Linked DNA regions of Homo sapiens: region 2 is linked to region 1. A link is an interaction called in ENCODE POLR2A ChIA-PET data of the cell type or tissue named here. Cell type or tissue: PC-9. All regions are shown on one strand.

What was found. Peaks named below come from ENCODE experiments on the same cell type or tissue, not always from the same donor. Only the 100,000 strongest peaks of a DNase experiment are listed, where the experiment ranks them.
Region 2: POLR2A ChIA-PET joins it to region 1 with 15 read pairs; 4 of 35 experiments call an interaction of 5 or more read pairs at or near these places.

The regions. Positions count from the first base shown.
Region 1 is chr16:28,810,126-28,818,125 of GRCh38, forward strand. It overlaps the pseudogene RPS15AP33. Among named protein-coding and RNA genes, the nearest start is that of ATXN2L, 8.9 kb to the right of the region's middle. In PC-9, no CTCF peak of the experiment used is centred here; no DNase peak of the experiment used is centred here.
Region 2 is chr16:28,614,256-28,622,255 of GRCh38, forward strand. It overlaps LOC107984835 (a long non-coding RNA gene), which reads left to right. Exons shown (of 2, transcript XR_007065036.1): 2 at 1,083-4,731. LOC124903674 (a long non-coding RNA gene) reads right to left here and starts at 276. Exons shown (of 2, transcript XR_007065047.1): 1 at 1-276. It also overlaps a transcript of SULT1A1 not described here. RefSeq lists enhancers at 1-22, 1,011-1,585. In PC-9, a CTCF peak has its summit at 1,824 (motif pointing left); DNase peaks (open chromatin) are centred at 2,606, 3,786 and 7,706; H3K4me3 peaks cover 839 bases; H3K27ac peaks cover 2,119 bases.

The DNA of each region.
Region 1 (8,000 bases):
AGCCAAGATCATCCTACTGCACTCCAGCCTGGGCAACAGAGGGAGACTCTGTCTCAAAGAAAAAAAATTTTAAAAAGACAGTTAACCAGAAGCATTATCACATCCCTGGAGAGTCGCAGAGACTAGTGCCACCCTCAAAGACTTGCAAGGGGCCAGGTGGGGTGGCTCAGGCCTGTAATCCTAGCATTTTGGGAGGCCGAGGCGGGTGGATCACCTGACGTCAGGAGTTCGAGACCAACCTGGGCAACATGGTGAAACCCTATCTCTACTAAAAGTACAAAAATTAGCCGAGTGTGGTGGCAGGTGCCTGTAATCCTGGCTACTCAGGATGCTGAGGCAGAAGAATCGCTTGAACCTGGGAGGCAGAGGCTTCTGAGCTGAGATCATACCACTGTACTCCAGCCTAGGCAAAAGAGCGAAACTGTGTCAAAAAAAAAAGACTTGAATGGGCAGGCGTTTGGCATATGCTGGTTGGATGGATCTTAGAGAATGACTGTGGACTATGGGAAACTCATTTAGATGGTGACTCCAATTGCAGCTGCTGCCTCACATGTGGTATCTTTAGACAGCAGAAGAAATCAACATGACCCCTAGTGTGGTGCAATGATGTATTAAAGACTCAGTTAAGGCAAGATGTGGTGGCTTACACCTGTAATCCCAGCACTTTGGGAGGCCAAATCACTTGAGGTCAGGAGTTTGAGACCAGCCTGGCCAACATGTAAAACCCCATCTCCACTAAAAATACGAAAATTAGCCAGGCGTGGTGGCGCATGCCTGTAATACCAGCTACTCTGGAGGCTGAGGCAGGAGAATCACTTGAATCTGGGAGGTGAAGGTTGCAGTGAGCCGAGATCATGCCACTGCCCTCCAGCCTGGGCAACAGAGCAAGACTCTATCTCAAAAAAATAAAGACTCAGTTAAGGCACCACTTGAGAGACCACACCCCAGAAAGAATGGTTTGGGTTTTTTACCCCGCACAGAGGCTGGGATTCTTTTTTATAGCATGCACACTACTATCTTTTTTTTTTTTTTTTGAGACAGAGTCTCACTCCTGTTGCCCAGTCTAGAGCGCAATGGGGTGATCTCAGCCCACTGCAACCTCCACCTCCTTGGTTCAAGAGATACTGCTGCCTCAGCCTCCTGAGTAGCTAGGATTACAGGCATGCGCCACCACGCCTGGCTAATTTTGTATTTTAATAGAGACAGGATTTCTCCATGTTGGTCAGGCTGGTCTCGAACTCCTGATCGCGGGTGATGCGCCTGCCTTGGCCTCCCAAAGTGCTGGGATTGCAGGCGTGAGCCACCTCGCCCGGCCAACACTGCTGTCTTAATGAGAGACCATTATGTAGTGCTTTTTCTCTCATAGCCAGAATACAAGTCAGAATCAAGGAGAGATATTAGATCTCGTTCTTCTCGCTGTTTTTTTTTCTTTTCTTTTCTTTTTTGAGACAAAGTCTTGCTCTGTCGCCCAGGCTGGAGTGCAGTGGCGCGATCTCGGCTCGCTGCAAGCTCCGCCTCCCAGGTTCACGCCATTCTCCTGCCTCAGCCTCCAGAGTAGCTGGGACTACAGGCGCCCGCCACCACGCCCGGCTAATTTTTTTTGTGTTTTTAGTAGAGACGGGGTTTCACCGTGTTAGCAGGATGGTGTCCATCTCCTGACCTCATGATCCGCCCGCCTTGGCCTCCCAAAGTGCTGGGATTATAGGCGTGAGCCACTGTGCCTGGCCGTTTGTTTTTTTTTTTTTTTTTTTGAGACAAACTCTCACTCTGTCGCCCAGGCTGGAGTGTCATAGCTCACTGCAATCTCCGCCTTCCGGATTCAAGCGATTCTTGTGCCTCAGCCTCCCAAGTAGCTGACCGCCACGCCTAGCTAATTTTTTTTTTTTTTTTTTTTTTTGATGTTGTCTCGCTCTGTCGCCAGGATGGAATGCAGTGGCGCCATCTTGGCTCACTGCAGTCTGCCTCCCGGGTTCAAGCGATTCTCGTGCCTCAGCCTCCCGAGTAGCTGGGTTTACAGGCACGTACCACCACACCCAGCTAATTTTTTTTTTTGTACTTTTATGGGGTTTCACCAGGTTGGCCAGGATGGTCTTGATCTCCTGACCTCGTGATCCACCCATCTCGGCCTCCCAAAGTGCTGGGATTACAGGCGTGAGCCACTGTGCCCAGCTGACGCCTGGCTAATTTTTTTTTTTTTTGAGATGGAGTTTCACTCTTGTCCCCGGGGCTGGAGTGCAATGGCGCTATCTTGGCTCACTGCAACCTCTGCCTCCCGGGTTCAAGTGATTCTCCTGCCTCAGCCTCCTGAGTAGCTGGGATTACAGGCATGCGCCACCACGCCAGGCTAATTTTTGTATTTTTAGTACAGAGAGGATTTCACCATGTTGGTTAGGCTGGTCTTGAACCCCTGACCTCGTGATCCAACCTCCTTGGCCTCCCAAAGTGTTGGGATTACAGGCATGAGCCACCGCGTCTGGCCACCAAGCTAATTTTTGCATTTTTAGTAGAGATGGGGTTTCGCCATGTTGGTCAGGCTGGTCTCAAACTCCTGGCCTCTAGTAATCTGACTGTCTCAGCCTCCCATAGTGCTGGGATTACAGGTGTGAGCCACCACACCTGATCAAAAAATTGTTTGTTAAAGACAAAGTCTTATTCTGTCACCCAGCCTGGAGTACAGTGGTGCAATTATGGCTCACTGCAGCCTTGAACTTCTGGGCTTGAGCAATCCTCCTGCCTCAGCCTCCCAAGTAGCTAGGACTACAGGTGCGTGCCACCACACCTGGCTAATTTTTGTATTTCTTTTTGTTTGGTGGGGGCGTGGACAGGTTCTGGCCATGTTGCCCAGGCTGTTGTCAAACTCCTGCCCTCAAACCATCCTCCCACCTCGCCCAGTCTCACTATTCTACCAAATAACCCACTTGCAGATTTTTTGTTTCCTGTCTTGGTAAGTTTGAGCTCTGCTGACTTGGAAGACTTAGTCCTCAAGGGAGGAATTCTTCCATCAGGGACACAACAATGATACCATTGAATTGGAAAATGAGACTGCCACCTGGTCATGTTGGACTTTTTAGGCCACTGAACCAACCGCAGAAAATGGGGTTACTCTACTGGCTGGAGTTATTGATCCTTATGACCAGGAGGAAACTGGGTTGCTGCCACACCATGGGGGTAAGGATGGTGTGTCTGAATCCCGGGTTTCTCTGGAGTGCCTCTTACTATTTCTATGCCCAATAATACATGTTACTGAAAAACTGTGGTAACTAAAAGAAGGCAGGACAATGCGGACCCTTTAGGAATGAAGCTTTGCCTCATCCTACCAGGTAAAAAGCCCAATTATCGGAGCCCAAGGATTTTTGGATACTTACAGAAGGGAACATAGTTACCAATTATGGGCTCATGACCAATTACAGAACTGAGGATCTTGGAAGCTTGTCATATTTCCTTTTTGCTTTTTTTTTTTTTTTTTTTTGAGATGGACTCTCACTCTGTCGCCCAGGCTGGAGTTCAGTGGCTCAATCTCAGCTCACTACAACCTCTGCCTCCCGGGTTCAAGCAATTCTCCTGCCTCAGCCTCCCGAGTAGCTGGGATTACAGGCATGTGCCACCATGCTTGGCTAATTTCTGTATTTTTTAGTAGAGATGGAGTTTCACCATGTTGGCCAGGCTGGTCTCAAACTCCTGACCTCAAGTGATCCGCCCGTCTTGGCCTCCCAAAGTCCTGAGATTACAGGCGTGAGCCACCGCACCTGGCCCCTTTTTGCATAATATATTCATGTCTTTATTTGTACATGCTAGCCATCTTTTTTTTTTTATTTGGTCCATAGGCATTTTATTTGTAAATATGTGTTACATCTCTAGAAAAAGAGTCCCAGGATTTTCCTTCCTGTGTGTTTTCGTCTTGCTTCTTCATGGTCCATGATGCCAGCTGAGGTGGTCAGTACAATGAAACCAAACTGGCGGGATGGAAGCAGATCATTCTGCTATTTTTCTAGATCTTTGCACATCAAATCTGGGGCTGATCCCACGTTTAGCCTGCCTGTGAGGTTTACAGTAATTTTCCCAGCTGTGTGATCATCAGTGATTTCAAATTCGCCAATGTAACCATGCTTCATCATCACAGTTAGAAACTGGACGATGACTTTGGAGAATGGCCTAATAGGTACCTGGCATTTTGCCTCTCTTTTTGGCATTGTTGATGTTCTATTTTTTTTTTTTTTCTTTTTGAGACGGAGTCTCCCTCTTTCACCAGGCTGGAGCGCAATGGTGCGATCTCGGCTCACTGCAACCTTTGCCTCCCGGGTTCAAGCGATTCTCCTGCCCCTGCCTCCCGCGTAGCTAGGATTACAGGCGTGCGCCACCACGCCCAGCTAAGTTTTGTATTTTTAGTAGAGACAGGATTTCACCATGTTGGCCAGGATGTTCTTGATCTCTTGACCTCATGATCTGCCTGCCTCAGCCTCCCAAAGTGCTGGGATTACAAGCATGAGCCATAGCACCCAGCCTGTCAATGTTCTTGAGAGCATCAGCCGGGACAGTCATATGCGCCATTTTGGTGGCAGGGGAAGATGGAGGAAAGAGCTTTCTTTTTTTTCTCTCCTCGTTCTTATTTTTTATACAAGTTATTGGAGGTTAGCTCTACAATTCGGCCTTTAGGTAGCAGAACATTCAAGACTATGACTTAATTTGAGGAGTAATTAAAATAGCCAGCAACTGGTGCAATGATCATTATGACAGTGAGTCTCATTTTGGAGAAACAGTGAGAACTTTCCTTGTATGAAAGATAACTATCTCTTTTTTTAGTTTTTTATTTTTATTTTTTGTGGGAACGTAGTAAGTGTATATATTTACAAGGTACATGAGATATTTTGATACAGGCACACAATGCATAATAATCACATCAGGGTAAATGTGGTATCCAGCACCTCCTACGTTTATCCTTTGTGTTACAAAGAATCAAATTAAACTATTTTAGTTTAGGGTTTTTTGTTTGTTTGTTTGTTTGTTTTTTGAGACAGAGTTTCACTTTTGTCACCCAGTCTGGGGTGCAATGGCGCGATCTCGGTTCACTGCAATTTCTGCCTCTGGGTTCAAGCGATTCTCCTGCGTCAGGCTCCCAAGTAGCTGGGATTAAAGGCATGCACCACCACACCCAACTAATTTTGTATTTTTAGTAGAGATTTCTCCATGTTGGTTAGGCTGGTCTCAAACTCCCAACCTCAGGTGATGTGCCCACCTCAGCCTCCCAAAGTGCTGGGGTTACAGGCGTGAGCCACCATGATCAGCCTTTTTTTTTTTTTTTTGAGATGGAGTCTCACTCTGTCGCCCAGGCTGGAGTGCAGTGGTGAGATCCTGGCTCACGGCAACCTCTGCCTTCCAGGTTTTTTTGTTTGTTTGTTTGTTTGTTTGTTTTGAGACAGTCTTTCTCTGTTGCCCGGGCTGGAGGGCAATGGTGCAATCTCGGCTCACTGCAACCTCCACCTTGCGTGTTCAAGCGATTCTCCTGCCTCAGCCTCCTGAGTAGATGGGATTACAGTCGTGCACCACCATGCCTGGCTAATTTTTGTATTTTAAGTAGAGACGGGGGTTTCACCATGTTGGTCAGGCTGGTCTCGAACTCCTGACCTCATGATCCACCTGCCTTGGCCTCCCAAAGTGCTGGGATTACAGGCGTGAGCCACCACACCCAGCCTCTGCCTTCCAGGTTTAAGCAATTCTCCTGTCTCAGCCTCCCGAGTAGCTGGGATTACAGGCACCCACCACCACACCTGGCTGAGTTTTGTATTTTTAGTAGAGACGGGGTTTCACCATGTGGGCCAGGCTGGTCTCGAACTCCTGACCTCAAGTGATCCACCTGCCTTGGCCTCCCAAAGTGCTGGGATGACAGGCGTGAGCCACCACGCCTGGCCCTCTTTTAGTTATTTTTAAATGTACAATAAATTATTGTTGACTGTAGTCACCCTGTTGTGCTATCAAGTAATTTTTTTAATCCTTTTCTTTTTTTTTTTGACAGGGTCTCTCTGTGTTACTCAGGCTGGAGTGCAGTGGCGTGATTTCTGCTCACTGCAGCCTTGACCTCCCAGCAGGCTCAAGCAATCCTCCTGCCTCATCCTCCCGAGTAGCTGGGACTACAGGCATGTGCCACCACGCCCAGCTAAGATCTTTTTTAAAATGCTTAATCCAGAAGTCATTACAAACAAATACTAGATCTTATTTATTCTATCTAACTATATCTCTGTACCCATTAACCATTCTGCCTTCCCTGCCTCCATTACCCTTCCCAATCTCTGGTAAACATCCTTCTACTCTCTGTCTCCAGGAGTTCAACTGTTTTTCATTTTTGGCTCCCACAAATAAGTGAAAACTTTTGAAGCTTGTCTCTGTGCCCACCTTATTTCACTTAGCATCATGACCTCGAGTTCCATTCATGTTGTCACATATGACAGGATCTCATTCTTTTTTATGGCTGAATAGTACTCCATTATATATATGTACCACATTTTCTTTATCCATTCATCTGTTTGTTGGGGTTTTTTTCTGTTTTTGTTTTGAGATGGAGTCTCCACCTGTCGCACAGGCTGGAGTGCAGTGGCATGATCTCGGCTCACTGCAACCTCTGTCCACCTCCCAGGGTCAAGCGATTCTCCTGCCTCAGCCTCCCGAGTAGCTGGGATTACAGGCGCCTGCCACCAGGCCCGGCTAATTTTTGTATTTTTAGTAGAGATGGAGTTTCACCATGTTGGCCAGGCTGGTCTCGAACTCCTTACCTCAAGTGATCTGCCTGCCTCAGCCTCCCAAAGTGCTGGGATTACAGGCATGAGCCACTGCGCCTGGACAATTTTTACTTTTTTTTTTGAGACGGAGTCTTGCTCTGTCACCCAGACTGAAGTGCAGTGGCGCCGTCTTGGCTCACTGCAAGCTCCGCTTCCCGGGTTCACGCCATTCTCCTGCCTCAGCCTCCCGAATAGCTGGGACTACAGGCGCCCACCACCATTCCTGGCTAATTTTTTTGTATTTTTAGTAGCGATGGGTTTTCACCATGTTAGCCAGGATGGTCTCGATATCCTGACCTCGTGATCTGCCTGCCTCGGCCTCCCAAAGGGCTGGGATTACAGGCGTGAGCCACTGTGCCCAGCCAATTTTTACTATTTTTATATTTCCAAAAGCTTTGAACTAATTTTACTACTTATGTGCAAATTCTTTTTTTTTTTTGAGACAGAGTTTCACTCTTGTTGCCCAGGCTGGAGTGCAATGGCACGATCTCGGCTCATCGCAACCTCTGTGTCCCAGGTTCAAGCGATTCTCCTGCCTCAGCCTCCCGAGTAGCTGGGATTACAGGCATGCGCCACCATGCCCAGCTAATTTTGTATTTTTAGTAGAGATGGGGTTTATCCATGTTGCTCAGGCTGGTCTTGAACTCCTGACCTCGGGTGATCTGCCCACCTCGGCCTACCAAAGTGCTGGGATTACAGGTGTGAGCCACCATGCCTGGGCTTCAAATTCTTTATTTTGAAACAATTTCAAATGTACAGAGATGTTAAAAGGCTAGCGTTTCCAGGAAAGTCTAGAACGTCAGGATAACATTTACCCAGATTCACCAGTTGTTAATATTTTGCCACATTTGCATTTTCTCTTTCTGTGTGTATATTATACATATATATGTGTGTGTATGTGTATATATATATATATATATATGCTTTTTTTGGAAACCTTGTTTGTGTGTGAGACTCATTCTGTTGCCAGGCTGGAGTGCAGTGGCAAGATCTCGGCTCACTGCAATCTCCACCTCCCGGGTTCAAGCGATTCCCCTGCCTCAGCCTCCCGAGTAGCTGGAACTACAGGCGCGCACCACTACGCCTGGCTAATTTTTTGTATTTTAGTAGAGACAGGGTTTCACCATGTTGGCCAGGCTGGTCTCGAGCTCCTGACCTCAAATGATCCACCCACCTCAGCCTCCCAAAGTGCTGAGATTACAGGCATGAGCCACCACACCTGGCCTTTTG
Region 2 (8,000 bases), 200 kb before region 1:
CTCCTCCCCGGAGTTCCACCGCCAAGATTCCCAGGGCACTGTCTCCCCGTCATGCTCCTCCTCTGTGACAGTCCCGTCCCCACCCTGGACTCCCCACCCATGTCACAGGCATGCCCTTCCCTCTCATCAGGCTTGTGCCCAGCGGGGTCCGCCTCCTCCAGGAAGCCTTCCTCCTGGCACAGAGACCCTTCCGGTCTCACCAGGAGTGCAATGGCCCGATTTGGCTCACTGCAACCTCTGCCGCTGCCCCCTGCCCCATCTTTCAAGCAATTCTCCCGCCTCAGCCTTTTGAGTAGCTGTAATTACAGGCACGTGCCACCATGCCCGACTAATTTTTGTATTTCTATTACAGACGGGGTTTCACCATGTTGGTCAGGCTGGTCTCGAACTCCTGACCTCAAGTGATCCAACCGCTTTGGCCTCCCAATGTGTTGGGTTTACAGGCTTGAGCCACCGCGCCAGGCCTGGGCCCTGCCTTTTGTGTGGCCCCCATTGTGCTGCTGGACCTGACAAGCAGGGCTGACAGTGAACCCCATATAAACGTGGCCCTGATGACGGGGGTTCAGGCCGTAGAGCAGGTAGATGCTGAAGAAGCGCCCCGGCCTAGCCGCGACTCCCGTGGAACTCTTTGAATTTTAGGAAATTCTCCTTAAACACACTTCTGGTTCAGCACCGACATCAAGAAGAGAGCCTCTCCACCACCTGCAAACTCACTTTGTCCCTCCCTGGTTCTTCCCGCTGGGCGCCCACTATGCTGCGGTCTCGCCCATCTGTAGCTGAGCCCAGCAGCCCCTGTAGGACACCTGGCCGAACGGGTCACAGTCCTGCTGGGCTCACTCGGGAGATGGAGGCTCCCAGGGGCTCCTCCAACAGCCCCAGGGCTGCTCTCTGGTCACTGCACCTGCCTGGGCTGCCACTCTGCTTCTCATCTGCACAGCAGGAGAAAAACTCCACAGAGCGTGCTGTGGGCGGGGCCGGCTGTGCAGGGAGCACCGGGTCCTTGCCCTGCCCCTGTCCTCCACACTCCCCTACAGGGACTGTGCCCCTGGCTGCATCCTGCATTTTCCTCCTTTTGTCCACAGGTATGAGGTAGATGACATTGATGAAGAAGGCAAAGCGTGAGTGTCCAGGCCAGGGCAGGGCATGGAGCCTGGGGGCAGCCTACCAGCTGGGAAGGAGCATCCCCACCCGGCCACAGGTTGACACAAGCCCCTCTACCACCAGGAGACACACCGTGAGCTTGCGCCGGATCATCCCGCTGACCCGGTGGAAGGCCAACCCCGAGACAGACCCCGAGGCCTTGTTAGTCAAGGAGAAAACCATGTTCTCAGGATGCTGTGACCTTGGTGACAGCACGGCCAACACAGGAAGCCTGGGCAACACAGGCAGTTGGGCCCGGGTGACCACTACCACCAATATGCAGAGACTGGTAGTGGCCCCGAACGTCGGGCTGCGCTGTTATTTATTGGATACAAGGCTGAAGGGTCAGGGTAAAGAATGTGAGTCACCTCCAATGATAGGTAAGGTCACGTGGGTCACGTGTCCACTGGACAGGGGGCCCTTCCCTGCCTGGCAGCCGAGGCAGAGAGGGAGAGGAGACAAAGAGAAAGACAGCTTATGCCATTATTTCTGCATATCAGGGACTATTAGTATTTTCACTAATTTACCACTGCTATCTAGAAGGCAGAGTCAGGTGTACAGGATGAAACATGAAGGTGGACTAGGAGTGTGACCACTGAAGCACAGCATCACAGGGAGACGCTGGACCACGATCCGCCTGGTAACGGGCATCTTCCCAGATGCTGGTGTCACCGCTAGACCAAGGAGCCCTCTGGTGGCCCTGTCCAGGCATAACAGAAGGCTCGCACTCCTGTCTTCCGGTCACACCTCACTATGTCCCTTCAGCTCCTATCTGTGTATGGCCTGGTTTTTCCTAGGCTATGATTATTGAGCGAGGGTTATTATAATATTGGAAGAAAAAGTAATTGCTACAAACTAATGATTAATGATATTCATATATAATCATATCTAAGATCTATATCTGGTATAACTATTCTTGTTTTATATTTTATTATACTGGAACAGATCGTGTCCTCTGTCTCTTGCCTCGGTGCCTGGGTGGCTTGCCGCCCACAATTCTCCTGACTCAGCCTCTTGAGTAGCTGGGATTACAGGCGTGCGCCACCATGCCTGGCTAATTTTTTGTATTTTTAGTAGAGACTGGGTTTCACCATTTTGGTCTGGCTGGTCTCGAACTCCTGACCTCAAGTGATCTGCTCACCTCGGCCTCTCAAAGTGGTGAGATTACAGGTGTGAGCCACCATGCCAGGCCAGTTTTATTTTTTTAAATACAGACAGGGTCTTGCTATGTTGCCCAAGCTGGTCTCGAACTCCTAACCTCAAGGGATCCTCTCGCCTCACCCTCCCAAAGTGTTAGGATTACAGGCATGAGCCACCACACCCGACGTACTTCATTATTTCTTATGTGAACTTGGCTACAATAACCCCCCACTCTGGTTTCCTCTGCTGCAATTACCTAACCGTGAAGTGCAAGATCCTCAGCTCCGGGTGTTCAACAGTCTCCAGGATCCAAACTCATTCCAAGTTGCTCAACAAATACTCTGTGAACACCAAACTGCCTGTGGTTTCTCCCCTCTGGGCATACCGTGGTGCTTTACACATTGTCAACTCTACTCAGCTCTTCTGCCCCTGGAATGACCTGTCCCCCAGTATGTGCCTAACTCCAGATCTTTTTTTTTATTTTTTATTTTTTATTTTGAGACAGGGTCTCGCTGTGTTACCCAGGCTGGAGTGCAGTGGTACAATCATAGCTTACTGCAGTCTTGACCTCCTGGGCTCAGGAGATCCTCCCACCTCAGCCTCCTGAGTAGCTGGGACTACAGGTGTGAGCCACCATGACCAGCTCATTTTTGTATTTGTGGAGATGAGGTTTCATCGTCATATTGCCCAGGCTGGTCTCAAATTCCTGAGCTCAAGCAATCTACCCACCTTGGCCTCCCAAAGTGCTAGCATTACAGGCATGAGCCACTGGTGCCTGGCCCCAGCAAGACTTCCTTGATCCCCACTCCCACACCTCCTCGCTGTGCTGAGTACCCATGGGCTCTGAGAGCATTTCTCATCGAACTCTAGTTAATGACTTGTCTATTTATCTATCTATCCCACTAGACTCTAAGTCCCTTTAGGACAGAATCTCTGTTTTATATGGTTTTTTGGGTATCTTCCACTAACACCTAGGACAGCACCTGGAAGACAGTTTCTTTTCTTTTCTTTTTTTTTTTCTTTTTGTGACGGAGTCTCCCTCTGTTGCCAGGCTGGAGTGCAGTGGCACGATCTCAGCTCACTGCAACCTCCGCCTCCCGGGTTCCAGCAATTGTCCTGCCTCAGTCTCCTGAGTAGCTGGGATTACAGGCACCCGCCACCATGCCTGGCTAATTTTTGTATTTTTAGTAGTGACGGGGTTTCACCAAGTTGGCCAGGATGGTCTCAATCTCTTGACCTAGTGATCCGCCTGCCAAAGTGCTGGGATTACAGGTGTGAGTTGTCGTGCCCGGCCGACAATTTCTTATCACAAGAAATCTTCCCAAAAAATCTCCAAATGGGCTGGGCTTTAGACTGCTGGTATACCCTCTTTCTTTTCCTGAGGGTAGATGAGACTCACTCATTGTAACCACTGTTTTTTAAAACAGTATGCAAATATTCCTGCGGTTTTGTTCATTTACAAATCCCTGCCTGAAGCTTCTTTCTTTCCCAATTCTACTTCCTGCTCTTTTTTTTTTTTTTTGAACCAGGGCCTCACTCTGTCACTCAGGCTGGTGTGCAGCGGTGCAATCACAGCTTATTGCAGCCTTGACCTCCCAGGCTTGCAATCCTCCCATCTCAGCTTCCTGAGCAGCTGGGACAACAGACGCTTGCCACTATGCCCAGCTAATTTATTTTATTTTTGTAGAGATGGGGTCTCACTGTGTTGCGCAGGCTGGTCTGAAACTGCTGAGCTCTACCGATCCTCTTGCCTCAGCCTCCCAAAATGCTGGGATTACAAGTGTGAGCCGGCTACTTCCCGCTCTTTTTTTTTTTTTTTTTTTTTTTTGAGACAGAGTCTCGCTCTGTCGCCCAGGCTGGAGTGCAGTGGCGTGATATCGGCTTAGTGCAACCTCCGCCTTCCGGGTTCAAGTGATTCTCCTGCCTCAGCCTCCCAAGTAGCTGGAACTACAGGCTCGTACCACCATGCCCTGCTAATTTTTTTATTTTTAGTGGAGACAGGGTTTCACCATGTTAGCCAGGATGGTCTCGATCTCCCGACCTTGTGATCCACCCGCCTCCACCTCCCAAAGTGTTGGGATTACAGGCGTGAGCCACCGTGCCCGGCCTAAATTTTGCACTGGACTGGACTATATATATTTGTGCCGAGCAAACAGTAAAACCGCTGATTTGTTTTGAACCTTGGAGTAACCCTTGGAAACCTTCTCCTTCACTATCAATACCTTTGTGATGTTAAAGTTCTTTTCACCAGGACTCCGCAGAATGCTCACCTGAAAACATTGGCTCTGAATGTGGGAATGATTCCATTAAGCCACTCACAGTCTACCATCCTTATTTTGCAAATAGAATCCCAAATTTACAAAATAAATTGTCCCTTTGGCTGCAAAATTTACAAAATAAATTCTGATCATTAATAAGAGTTAATATAATAAAGTCAGAAATCATTGAGAACATGGACTAAAATTCAGAGATATTATTTCATTTCTTTTTTTCTTTTTGAGATGGAGTCTTGCTCTGTTGCCCAGGCTGGAGTGCAGTGGTGAGATCTTGGCTCACTGCAACCTGTCTTCAGATTCAAGTGATTCTCCTGCCTCAGCCTACTGAGTAGCTGGGATTACAGACATACACCACCGTGCCCAGCTAATTTTTGTATTTTTAGTAGAGACAGGGTTTCACCATATTGGCCAGGCTGGTTTCAAACTCCTGACATCAAGTGATCTGCCTGCCTCAGCCTCCCAGGTGTTGGGATTAGAGGCGTGAGCCACCGTGCCCGGCCCAGAGAAAGTATTTCTTTCCAATTCATGAGAAGTATAGACACTCTTAAAGCCTCTCCTCATACATCTATCAAAATAACTTTAAGATTTCTCTGTCAAAATATTGGACCCTTCTGCCAACCAAACTGGAGCTCTAATTTAGGAATAGTTTAATAAAAATGTACTTAATGTTGAGGTGGGAGAATAACTGGAGCACAGGAGTTTGAGGCCAGCCTGTGCTACATAGTGAGACTCTGTCTCTATCAAAAAATTTAAAAATAATTAGCTGGGTGTGGTGGCACATGCCTGTAGTCTCAGCTACTCAGAAGGATGAGGTGGGAGGATCGCTTGAGCTCAGGAGGTCCAGGCTGCAGTGAGCCATGACCATGCCACTGCATTCCAGCCTGGGTGACAGAATGAGACCCTGTCTCAAAAAAAATTTTATTAAAAAATATATATATACATATATATATATAGACACACACACACACACAAAGAATCCTGATATGATTATACAAATGTATCAAATCATCACATGTATTCTGAAAATACATACATATATGTGTCAATTAAAACATTTTAAATCTTTATAAATATGTACACAGAAAGTATATATTTTTGTGGATCTATGTACATATATATACATATACACATATATACACAAAAAGTTACTGATTGTATATGTATATATATTGTATTGTATATTGTGTGTGTGTGTGTGTGTATATACACACACAAAAAGATACTGATAACATTTTCAAACGCCTGTCTTACCATATAGGTGTTCCAGAATTTCTGTTTCAGGTCCAAAAATATGTCATCCTTTCCCTGGAGAATGCTCATACCTATTTGCAAAAACACCAAAAGAATTTTAAAAGATTCAGTAGAGTACTGTATAACAGTTCATGTTTAAGTTTACCATTCCAAAATGCAAAGTAACCATCACTATCATCCATCAATATGACCCTCTGATCCTACAGTGAAAAGAGAACATAGACAGGTGCCGTGGCTCAAGCCTGTAATCCCAGCACTTTGGGAGGCCGAGGCAGGCAGATTGCTTGAGTCCAGGAGTTAAGAGACCAGCCTGGGCAACAGGGCAAAACCTCATCTCTATAAAAAATACAAAAATTAGCCAGGTGTGGTGGTGTGTCTGTAGTCATAGTTACTCAGGAGGCTGAGGTGGGAGGATTGCTTGAGCCTGGGAGGTGGAGGCTACAGTGAGCTGTGATCATGCCACTGCACTCCAGTCTGGACAACATAGCAAGACCCTGTCTCAAAAAAAAAAAAAAAAAAAAGAACATAGTCTCCACTCTAAAACTAGAAAATTTTAAAGGAATGATAAATATGATGTGAGAATAGCAGAATATAAAAGTTATAGCAGAACAATTATTTTTTCAAAAACTATAACAATTCACAAAAACAATCCAGTTACAATAGTGGGTCTATTGGTTACTTTTCTCTACCTTCCAAACATTTTGTGAAAAGTTGAACATTTGGACATTTTGAAATTTTAATTTCTATCTTTTAAAAAAAGCTAGTGGGCTGGGCACGGTGGCTCATGCCTGTAATCCCAGCACTTTGGGAAGTTGAGGCGAGCGGATCACCTGAGGTCAGGAGTTCGAGACCAGCCTGACCAACACGGAGAAACCCCGTCTCTACTAAAAATACAAAATTAGCTGGGTGTGGTGGCGCATGCCTGTAATCCCAGCTTCTCGAGAAGCTGAGGCAGAAGGATCACTTGAACCCAGAAAGTGGAGGTTGCAGTGAGCTGAGATCGGGCCAATGCACATTCCAGCCAGGATGATAAAGCGAGACTCTGTCTCCCAAAAAAAAAAAGAAAAGAAAAAGAGAACAATTTCACTAATTTCACTAGTTGTTTCCTCATTTGTAACATGAGAGTAATAAGAACAATCTCAGGTGCGAGGGCTCACGTCTGTGATCCCAGCACTTTGGGAGGCCATGATGGGCAGATTACTTGAGTTCAGGAGTTCGAGACGACCCTGGCAAACATGGTGAAACTTTGTCTCCATTAAAAATGCAAAAATTAGCCGGGCATGGTGGTGTGCATCTGTAATGCCAGCTACTTGGTAGGCTGAGGCAGGAGGATCGCTTGAACCTGAAGATGGAGGTTTCAATGAGCTGAGATCAGGCCACTGCACACTCCAGGCTGGGCAATAAAACAAGACTCTGTCTCAAAAAAAAAAAAAAAAAAAAAAAAAAGAAGAAGAAGAAGAAGAAGAAAAGAAAAAGAGAACAATCTCACTAGTTTTTTGAGGATTAAATAGCATTCTGGTCCCCTACCCCTTCACCGCTGTACAAGACTTCTTTAACAGTTGCTAGGAAGCTGTTTGCAAATCTAGTCTGCAAATCACACGCCGGGACCAGGCACAGACCTTCTGATAAAACAGGAGGCCCTAGCTCCCCGGCTGTCTGTTCTCCTGACCCACTGACCCCGTCAGGCTTAAGACCCATAGAGATTTTCTCCCCAGTTACCCACCCCATCCCCTTCAAGGCTATAGAAATTGCAATGATGATAGAGGCCACAGGGACCCTCCTGTGAGCAGATGGAGGATCTCCAAAGATTACAAGAATTTAACCAACTTGAGTGATCAGCCTGTTTTACAGCCTCCTGACCTCAACCTGTTCTTCCCCAGCCCTGGGTGGAATGAGGTCACCCTGTTTGTTTAAATCAGCTCCTAAATGACCCCAGGTTACTTACAGATGAACCCAAGTTAACTCTCCTCATTACCATGCTAAAGTCTTCACCCCGGGAGAAGCTATAGCTTCATGACTATAACCTATGCAACCTATGCGCTAGCATCATGACTCACTGGGACCCCTACTCTACATGCAATCATGCACCCTCTCCTTTCTCCATCACCCCATAAAACCCTCCTGTCTCTTTCTCTGGGGGACACACTACTTGGGAGAATATGCCCAGTGTCTTCCTTTCTTGTGCCAAGTAAA